Regions from separate parts of the Homo sapiens genome. Here region 2 is linked to region 1. A link is a contact called in ENCODE Hi-C data. All regions are on one chromosome and are shown on one strand. The core of a region is the stretch at or near the end of the contact, and the rest is flanking DNA. Distances in the headings are between cores, read along the strand shown. Region 1 overlaps DIS3L2 (DIS3 like 3'-5' exoribonuclease 2). Region 2 has its middle 13 kb from the start of ALPI.

The links. A loop is a pair of places that touch in the nucleus more often than their neighbours do. Pooled maps may share reads with other maps.
Region 2: a map of PC-9 shows a loop between it and region 1 (13-fold over the local background). The contact joins two enhancer-like sites. A Hi-C loop is called at or near these places in 5 of 168 maps with a recorded cell type or tissue (IMR-90, K562, PC-9 and 2 more), 5 of 37 single-sample maps with no recorded cell type and 23 of 50 pooled maps.

The regions. Positions count from the first base shown.
Region 1 is chr2:232,136,145-232,140,630 of GRCh38, forward strand. DIS3L2 (DIS3 like 3'-5' exoribonuclease 2) reads left to right here. Exons shown (of 21, transcript NM_152383.5): 8 at 328-575. Among named protein-coding and RNA genes, the nearest start is that of MIR562, 34 kb to the right of the region's middle. RefSeq lists a silencer at 1,695-1,989. Within about 2 kb of position 1,392, at least 2 of the 41 ENCODE cell types and tissues checked have a DNase peak (open chromatin) inside an H3K27ac peak, as active enhancers do.
Region 2 is chr2:232,440,877-232,445,423 of GRCh38, forward strand. It overlaps the pseudogene DIS3L2P1. Among named protein-coding and RNA genes, the nearest start is that of ALPI, 13 kb to the right of the region's middle. RefSeq lists an enhancer at 2,630-3,267. Within about 2 kb of position 2,439, at least 4 of the 41 ENCODE cell types and tissues checked have a DNase peak (open chromatin) inside an H3K27ac peak, as active enhancers do.

The DNA.
Region 1 (4,486 bases), core at 142-2,641:
AATATAATGTGAAACAAATACCTGGAGCTGTACTTCCCTGCTGGAGTCCCACATGTCTTTATAAGACACAGGTCATGGTAATAAAAGCACTTTGATTTAATTCATCCATGTATTGCATAATTTTTCTTGGATATGTATGCCTACTAGGTACTTCTTACAACTTAAATATAGATTACTAAGTCACAGATCATCACTGAGAGGCACTTATTTTGACCTAGAAAAACTGCTGGTTCCTGCTAGTTGATCAAATTATAACCTGCTGACCTCTCCCAAGTGTAATTCAGTTCTGCAGATAAACAACATTGACTATATCTTTGGTGTTTTTAGGTGGTTTACATCTTGGAGAAAAAACATTCTCGAGCAGCAACCGGCTTCCTCAAACTCTTGGCTGATAAGAACAGCGAACTGTTTAGGAAATACGCCCTGTTTTCTCCCTCAGACCACCGAGTGCCTAGAATTTATGTGCCTCTCAAGGACTGTCCCCAGGACTTTGTGGCACGGCCTAAAGATTATGCCAACACACTGTTCATCTGCCGCATTGTGGACTGGAAGGAGGACTGCAATTTTGCCCTGGGGTAGGTGATCTCTGGTAGGAAAAACCACAGGTCACAGGCAGAACTCAGTTTAGGTGGTCTTTAGGTAAACTTTTTGTGTATTTTAATTATTATTTCTTTATTGAAGCACGGTTTCTGGTGTATTTTGGTCCTGATTCTTCAGAAGTCACTCTTAGCTGCCACCTCAACTGATTGCCTGTATGTTCCTTGAATTACCAGGCAGTCACATTCTTGTTTTTGTTTTTTGGCGTAAAACATGAACATTCCGAGCCTCTACTTATTTAGTTATGTCATGTGTCCTATTTGTACTTGTGTACCACAGATAATTCATTGCATCAAACAACCAGTCCTCTCCTTGCAGATGCTAGTGTTAAACCATGCAAAGTCTAGGCATATTCAGGAGACCCCAGGCTCCTTTGCTTTAAAATATGAACATGAAGGTATATTTAAATGGCATTCTTTTTCGGTATTGATTTTGCCTGTGGCATTAAAAACTACCCTATTGTAAGAAGGAAAAGGGTATCATGTTTTTGTGGATGCTGTCAGAGATCAATCTAACTTAAATATACATGACATAGTCCAGGAGCATCATGGATGGCCACTTCATTTTCATCTGAAGAAACTGCTGGACCCAGTTGTTTGACCAAATGCTATGCCTATTTTCTTCTTAGAACTGGTATTCATATTGAAAGAAAAGCAGTAAGTTTTAGCTATGTTAAGTGTTTATTATAGATGATGTCTGGTTTATGCTTCACAGGAAATGACTATAAAGGTATACAATCTAGAAAAGAGCCTGTTGATTTACTTTTAGTCTAGTTTAATGACTTGCTTGTTGGTCATCTAACTTGTACAGGATGCACCCTCCTGGGAATGTCCTATGGGTAGGAGAGTCAGCACTGAATGGATGGCTACAATGTGCTGCTTTTATCAGGTTTATTCTATACTTAGCTTCTTATGCCTAGCAAAATAAGCCAAATCAAATGTGTGTGTCATATGTAAGAGTGTTTCATATATAAGAAACACTACCCTGTGCCACTTTTTCAGTTATATGAAGATTGGTGTGATTTAAATGATCTCATAGCTACTTAGGAACAGTTGTACTTTCTTTTTTTCCTCTCAAGTGGTGTGATTGCAATGTCATCATTTTTAAGCCTAACTAATTATCCAAAAGTGATGTCAACCCCTTGAGCCCTAAATAGTCCTTCTTACAAGCTTGCCCGTTTCTCACCATCAAATCAAAAGGCCCAGTAACGGTTGTGCCACCTGGTCCTGTTGATTGTGCAGCCACACTCTGTTTGGCAGTAAAAGAGGAAGACTTTCACATCAAACCAGGAAATCCAGCCTTGTTTTTTATCTGCCTTTCTGTCGTATCCCATTGTGTGTACTTGATTGGACTACTTCCTTAGTTTTCAAGTTGTAAGGGTGTAGTCAGGAAATCTTCATAGTATGAGTTTCTCTTATTACTTTCATGGCCTTATAGGTATTTTTTAATTTTTATTTTTTTTATAGCTGAGCCATTACTTCATCAGGAACCCTTTTCTTGAAGGTAAAATACAACAAAAAGGGAGTCAGGTCTTTGAAGCCTCAAGCACATTTGCTGGATTTAAAGAAATAATATTTAAAAAGTCACATATTAATCATGTAATTTTCAAAATAAAAAATGAAGATAATCATATTTAGATGGAAACATCATGCTTTTTCTCTACCTTCTTAATATAAGGATATAAAAATTGTCATTTATGGAAATATGCCTTTTAAAATCTTTGTGAAGAAGAGAAAATTTATTTTAAGAAATAAAACATGGTAGGTTTTCCTGATGAATTTCTCAAATGACGTCTGTTGTATGAGGGGTGAGGGCTGCAGCTGTTGAGTATGTTGGTGGTCGCCTTGCCATTTTGTTCTGGTTATCCGTTACTGATCTTTAAGAACTGAGGTCACTTTTTCTTAATCAGAACATGCTGTGCTATGACTGCCTAGGTTTCCTCCCTTATCTTTGCCAGGCTTTGACCAGGAGTGTGACGGTAATACCTGCTGTGGGTGCGAAAGTGTTATGGTTAGCTTCCACATAAACTATCCCTAAAAATCAAGTTTAGCTAAGGTGGCTTCCTTCTCAATTTGTTCCCAACTCCTATACCTCTCTCCTTAAAAGTATCGGACTTCCTTTGCCTATGTAATTGCTTCTAATTATTCAAGTTCAAAGTCATTTTCCTCTTCTGTAGTTACATTTAGTTCACCAGGCTGGTTTTGATCCAACTATGTGTAAAGCACTATGCTATATTATCTGAGAAATACAATGGTAAACAAGTTATGGATTCGTTACTTAAGGAACTTATAGTCTAATGCAAAAGGATTTTTGCATGTATATATCATAGCGATAATTTGATTCTAAGAAGTGTAATCCCACTTGAACTAATTTAAATAAAAGTAGAGATTAATATAAGAAGCTGGTGATTCTTTTAAAAACCAGAGCAGGAAATGGAGGAAGTCTCATGAGAAAATCAGAACTAACAAGGCAACAAAGGAACCACAGCTTCTCTTTCACCCCTGTGACTAGCCCAGCCACCACACAGTATCTTTTCTTTACCCCTTTTTGCACATGAGCTGTGTTATTCTGCTTCTCTCTGCACAGTAGTCTTCTACCTGCACAACAGCACACGTGGCCCCAAAATGGCACTGCCAGTCCTATGGCAGTTACATACTAAAGTCTAGATCATAATACAGAATTTCTATGGTGGAAAATCTTACTGGTCTAGCTTGAGGCAGGTGTTTTCCCTCGTCAGTAGTTTCAAGCAGAGGTGGGGGTCCAGAGTCCCATCCATGACTCACACCCAATTTGCAGCGCTGTGGGACTCCTGGGAAAGAGCGTGGATAAAACAGATGGCTTGAATGGCTTATCTCTTTGAGTTCTACCTACAGTACAAAACAGAATGTTCTAAGTTCTTCCATAGAATAGAATAATTTGGGGGAATTTAGAGGAGGTAGGTAAAGGGGGAAATCCAGGATCATTTCTTATAGGACAGAGGCCTCTTTGCTAAAAGATCACTCTGACTGAGAGTAAAGAATAGATGAGAAGGGACATGCCTAGTAGCAGGAGGTCATAATACACAATTGCAGTAAGACAGATGAGGTGGGAGAACCTGAAATAAAGGGTTGCAATGGAGGAAACAAAAGAAATGAAAAGATTCAGGGGAGATTAAGAAGGTAAATTCTCCCAGATGCGATGACTAATTAGAAATAGGGCATGAGGGAGAAGGATGGAATCTTGGATGAACTTTCAGGGCTCTGACTAGGGGGAGTGGGTGGATGCTGATGGCATTTAACCACAATTTACTGGGAGCCATCTCAGTTCCTTCTGTGGTCTTCACTATCGAAAATCAAACTTGCCATTTCCCAAGCTGAGTGTGTATGTTCATAGTTCCAAACTTTTGCACATTACACTTCCTTTCCTAACAGTGGCTTTCTCCTTCCTCTAGTGTTTGCTTGGTGAAATACTCAACTTTTAAACTCATTTGTCCACTCAAAAAAAAATGTTCCTTGACTCACAGGCCTCCCTTCTGGTGCTCCCATAGCTTCTATTAGTACTATTATTATATTTCTCATCTGTTTGGTTTGCAATTGCTTGTTTGTTTTACTTGGCCATGAACTCCTTTAGGACAAGGACACTTGGTGAACATTTGCTAGCTGGTCAGATGAGTAGATGGAAATGGATTGATGACCCCAATGTCTTGAGCCAGGTTGACTAGGAAGATGTTGCACCATGAATCAAGCTAGAAAACACACAAGGAGTAATTTGGAACAGAAAATGATGAGAACTAAGGTTCTATGACTTCAAAGTCCATGCTTGACAATGGCATACAACAAGTATAAAAACTCAGGTGGAGAACGCCAAATTGAGAAGGCACAGATATTTAACAGAAGGATTGAATAGAATG
Region 2 (4,547 bases), core at 1,189-3,688, 310 kb after region 1:
TGGGGAGAAAGTCCAGAACCGTGCTTGGCACATGGTAATCTTTGTGGAATGAGTGAACAAATGAATGAATGAACTATGCATCTGATGCTTTTCGGTGATGATGACCCAACCAAGATAGATTACATGAGCCATTTTCCAGCAGGAACTGGGACTCCTCTTGGGCTGACAAGATGTAAGTATGAAATCTAAATAAGATTCCAATGGCACTAGACAGTGACACACGTGACCCTAGCTATAAATGCCCATGGAAGAGAATTCTGTCTGACATTCAGGGAAGACTTGGAGCGGGGCAAGGGGATGGGATTGATGGCAGAAGTGAGACTCACAGGACACGTGTGGGAGACCCCTGGCTGGCCATGTTGGGGGAGGAGGGGCAACAGGAAAGCAGCGCCTGGATCTCGAGGGACTTGGCCGGCTCAGTCCTTCCATCGGGAGCCACATTCATTCACAGCGACTGTTGAGTCTAACAACGCTCAAGTACAGCAAAGCTGGAGCAACAGGCCCTGAAAGGGTGACTCCAGGGTCTCACCCCACCCTGACTCCTTCCCTCCTGCTGCCTCAGACTCTCCTGTCTACCCTCAGAGACCCTGTCGGGAGGCTTCCCTCCAACAAGGCACCATCCCCAGGGAGAAGGGAGCCCAGCACTCCTGGCCCTGTGGGGTCCTCAGTCCACTCACCACTGCCACATGCCCCAGGGAGTCCTCGGACTAGGACCTGGGCCGGGCCCCCCTGGGTTCCTATGGCCTGGGCGAGCATGGTGCCCTCTTACAGCCTGGGCTGCCTGAGCATTCCAGGCATCCTGTCATTCAGCAGAGATCTTTCCTCGGTGCCTTCTCTGGATTGGGTGGGCTGCTGAGCTCTGGGGCTGCTGCCGTGAATTATTTAATAGATGGGTGCTTCCCTGCTCTCCAGGGTCCCCCTCTGGGAGAGCCAGCACAGGAGCTAACCAGTCAGAGGAGAAGGCGGTGTAGACCAACTGGTGCAGGGGAGACCATGGGGGTGCTGGGCAAGACAGGGACTTGGCGGAACACATGAGATGAGGCAGGGCTGAGCCCCACAGCCAACTCCTCCCCCCAGAGCCGGGCATGAGGTGCTCAGCGGATGACCACCAGCTCCCCGAGCTGGACCACATGTCACACAGGTTTCTGGGATTTGCTTCTAGAAAAGCCTGACCCAAACATTTGGAGATGACAAGTACTCACTGGCCTGGAAGGAGGTGCTCACCAACATGTGCTTCCGGCCCATGCAGATAAGGAGGGCCCAGCCCAGTCCCCATGCAGGTAAGGAGGGCCCAGCCCCAGTCTCCCCCACTCCCGGGAGCACACTGGCCCCAGACCGGTGACCTCTACGTGCAAGCACAGGCCCCCACCGTTCCTGCCTGCTCTGGACATGGCTGGGTGGACGGGGGCTGCTCCTCCTCTGCCAGAGGGTGGGAGAGGAGGCCGACCCCAGGCAGCACCTAGGAGGGGGCACCCTGAGCCTCTTGAGTTTGAGCCGCTGTCTCCTGCTCACACTCGCTCAAGGACAGAGTGCCCTGGAGCTGAGGGGCTACTGAGACCTCCTGTCAGGCTGGGGTCCTGGAGGAGAGACAGGGTCCCATGTGGCTTCCTGTCCCAGGGAACACTCCGCAGCCTCCATCCCCACGTGGAGTCCAGAACCAGCTGTCAGCCTCTGGCCAGTGTGGGAAAGAAGCGGACTTGGCTGGGGGCCTAGGCCTGGGCCTGCAGGGAGGTGGCAGCCTGTGGGGTGGACAGCTGGGCTTGCTCTGGGATGCCTGTCACAGCGTCCCAGGCTGAGCTTCCCCCGTGCAGGGCCCGAGCATCCTGGGACCAGGACCCCAGAGGACCCTCGGGTCAGCGGGAGCAGTGGTTGCTGATGGGTCGGCTCTGGGTCCCGGCCCGGCCCAGGGCCAGGGACAGGCTATATTTTAGGGGCTCGGTCACTCGGAAGATTCAATCTGTTCACAAGAACTGGATGGCTTCAGCTGACCTCAGTGGATTTATTTTCTGACACTTCAAGCTCTGCTGGGTTTGAAGCCATCAGGGCCTGCTTGGGCCTGGTCACCGTGACCTGCCCCCAGTCACAAGTGTCTGCCCAGCCAAGCACCTGTGGCACCCACAGCGGAGAGGGGCTGGGCCGTGCCCACTGGGCTCTCTCTGTTCTACACTGCAGCGGCTCTAGGCCTGGCAGAGAAGGCGCAGCAGCCCCTGAGTCCCAGAACTGCCTCTGGCTCTGCCCTGCTGGGGCCCCTCCCATGTCCCTGCCTCTGACGCCATCACCTCCAAGGAGGTACAAGCCAAGCTGGAGCTCCAGAGATCGGAGCCGCTCCGGAGTTAGCCAGAGCCCGAACAGGCTGCATTCTCCTGGCTCGCCTCCCAGGGAGCTCAGAGGCGCCCTTGCCCGGGAATCCGATGGCAGAGAGTTACCAGGTCTGCGGTGCTCCTGTTCCTCAGCCCCGGGAACTGGGGTGGGGACAGGACAGAGCAGCAGCAGAGAGCACAGAAAGGTGTGAGGGGGCACACAGTCCCCAGTGAGCATCTGCATCAGGACACCAGGGCTGTCCCAGGGCTGTCCCAGGGATGGCTGGGCCTGTGGGAAAGCCATGGTCCCCACCCATCCCACCCGACCCTGAGCCACCTCCACCAGCCAAGAGGGGCCAGGGCCCTTCATCAACCTCACCCAGGTCATCTGGGGAACTGGGCCACCACTGAGAACAAAGCCCAGACATGTCTGGGAGTGGAGGCTGTGCCCACCTCCCCCAGAGACTTGCCCCCGACTTAACCCAGGGCCCAGCAGGGGCTGGAAGGGAAGTGGAGTTAGGGAGCGGAGCAGGTCACCATCAGCTGCGCCCTGGATTCCAGGGCCCGTGTGCACAGAGTAACGGGAGCTGGCTGTCTGTCTGGCCAAGGGCACAGGAGGGTGAGTGTGTACAGCAGCCAGGGAGCAAGGGAGCCAGAGAGACACACAGGAGTGACCTTGGACCTCTGCGAGGAACCCGTTCACTCGCTCCCAGGCAGTAGCACTGGCCCTGACACCCAGCCCTGAAAGCTCGGAGACTGCAGGACAAACAGCTTCAGGGGCTGTGGCCCCAGCTGGGACGGGCTATGCGCTGGTCCCTAGAGACTCTCGGTATCTCCCCCTGCCCCAGTCCTGCCTCCTGCCCAGCACAAGGGCCTTTGGAACTCAGCCCTCTGTGTCTCAGCCCCCGGGAGGGTCAGGTGTCAGAGACGAGAAGGGCCGAGGCTGGCAGGCCGGAAACTGCCTCCCTTGGCTGCTGTGGGGTGGAGTACCAGGGGACACAGAGGTGCTGGGGTGAAGCGTGGCTTCAGCTGCGTGGGATCAATGCCAGAGGGGATGAGGTCAGCTCCGACCAAAGGTGTGCCTAGGTCCGAGAGGAAGCGCCAGGAGCCTGAGGCCTGTGTTGCACGGGGCAGGGAATGGCATCCTGGGCTTTCTTGCCTGCCTCCCACTCTAGCCAGATGGAGCAATGGACTTGGCCTCCTTGAACAAAGACCACAGCCTCCTCAGCTTCTGCTTGTGTCTCCAGCAGACAGCGCCTGCAGCCCCCGGTCATACATGGCCACAGGCTTCCCCCTCCTCCTTCCTGGGCCAGAGTAGCAGCCTCAGCCCCATGCTGGGGAGGGGTAGACCAGAGACGGTTCCCTCCTGGTGGTGCCCAGCAGTGACTCAGCAGCGACGGCACATGTCTGGGCCATTCTCAGTGCTGCCACCTTGAGGGCATTTGGGAGGCCCAGGCAGGCCAGATTTGTCTCCTGGAGAGAAGTATGGGCACCCCTGGGCTCTGCCTGCCTCCTGGCCTCCCCTTGGGTTCCCTTGTACAGAAAGGGGCACTGGTCCTGGCCCTGGTCCTCCCTGGCTTTGCTCAGCAGCCAGCAGCCCGCCAGGTCTGTGCACACCAAGGCTGCCGATGGCAAAGCTGTGGGTGGCATGGGACCTCTGGGAATAGTCGGAAAGCTCTGGGCTGGCCAGGCTCTGACCCGCCCCACAGATGGCACTTTACTTCTGCTCGGGGCTGCTGCAGGACCTGGCACAGTTCGGGCACTATGCGCTCATCATGCCCCTGTACACACACTTCACCCACAGTGGGTGCTCGGTGGCCCAAGACCATTCAGCGGTGATGGTGGAGGTCCAAAGGTCGGGCGACCCAAGTGTAGGGGAACCCGACCTGAGAACTCTCTCTATGGGCCGGTGCTGCGGAAGCTGCAGGGGGTCTACAGCCAGCCCTGGACACAGCCGAGAGGAGGGCGCTGACCTCGGAGGGCTGCTTTCTGCTGCCCTGGGAGCTGGGTGCTGGGGTCCTAATCTGTCGTCTGGGGTGGAGCACCATGCAGCTCATCCCCCAGCCATCACCATTCCCCACTGCCCGCCCTCCACCCTCATGCCCCATACAACACCGCCCACGACCCCGCCCCCTCTTCCCAGGCTATAGGGAGCGACTAGACATGGCGCCCGATACCCTGCAGAAGCAGGCAGACCACTGCAACGACGGCCGCATGGCGTCCAAGCACATGAAGGAACTCAGCACC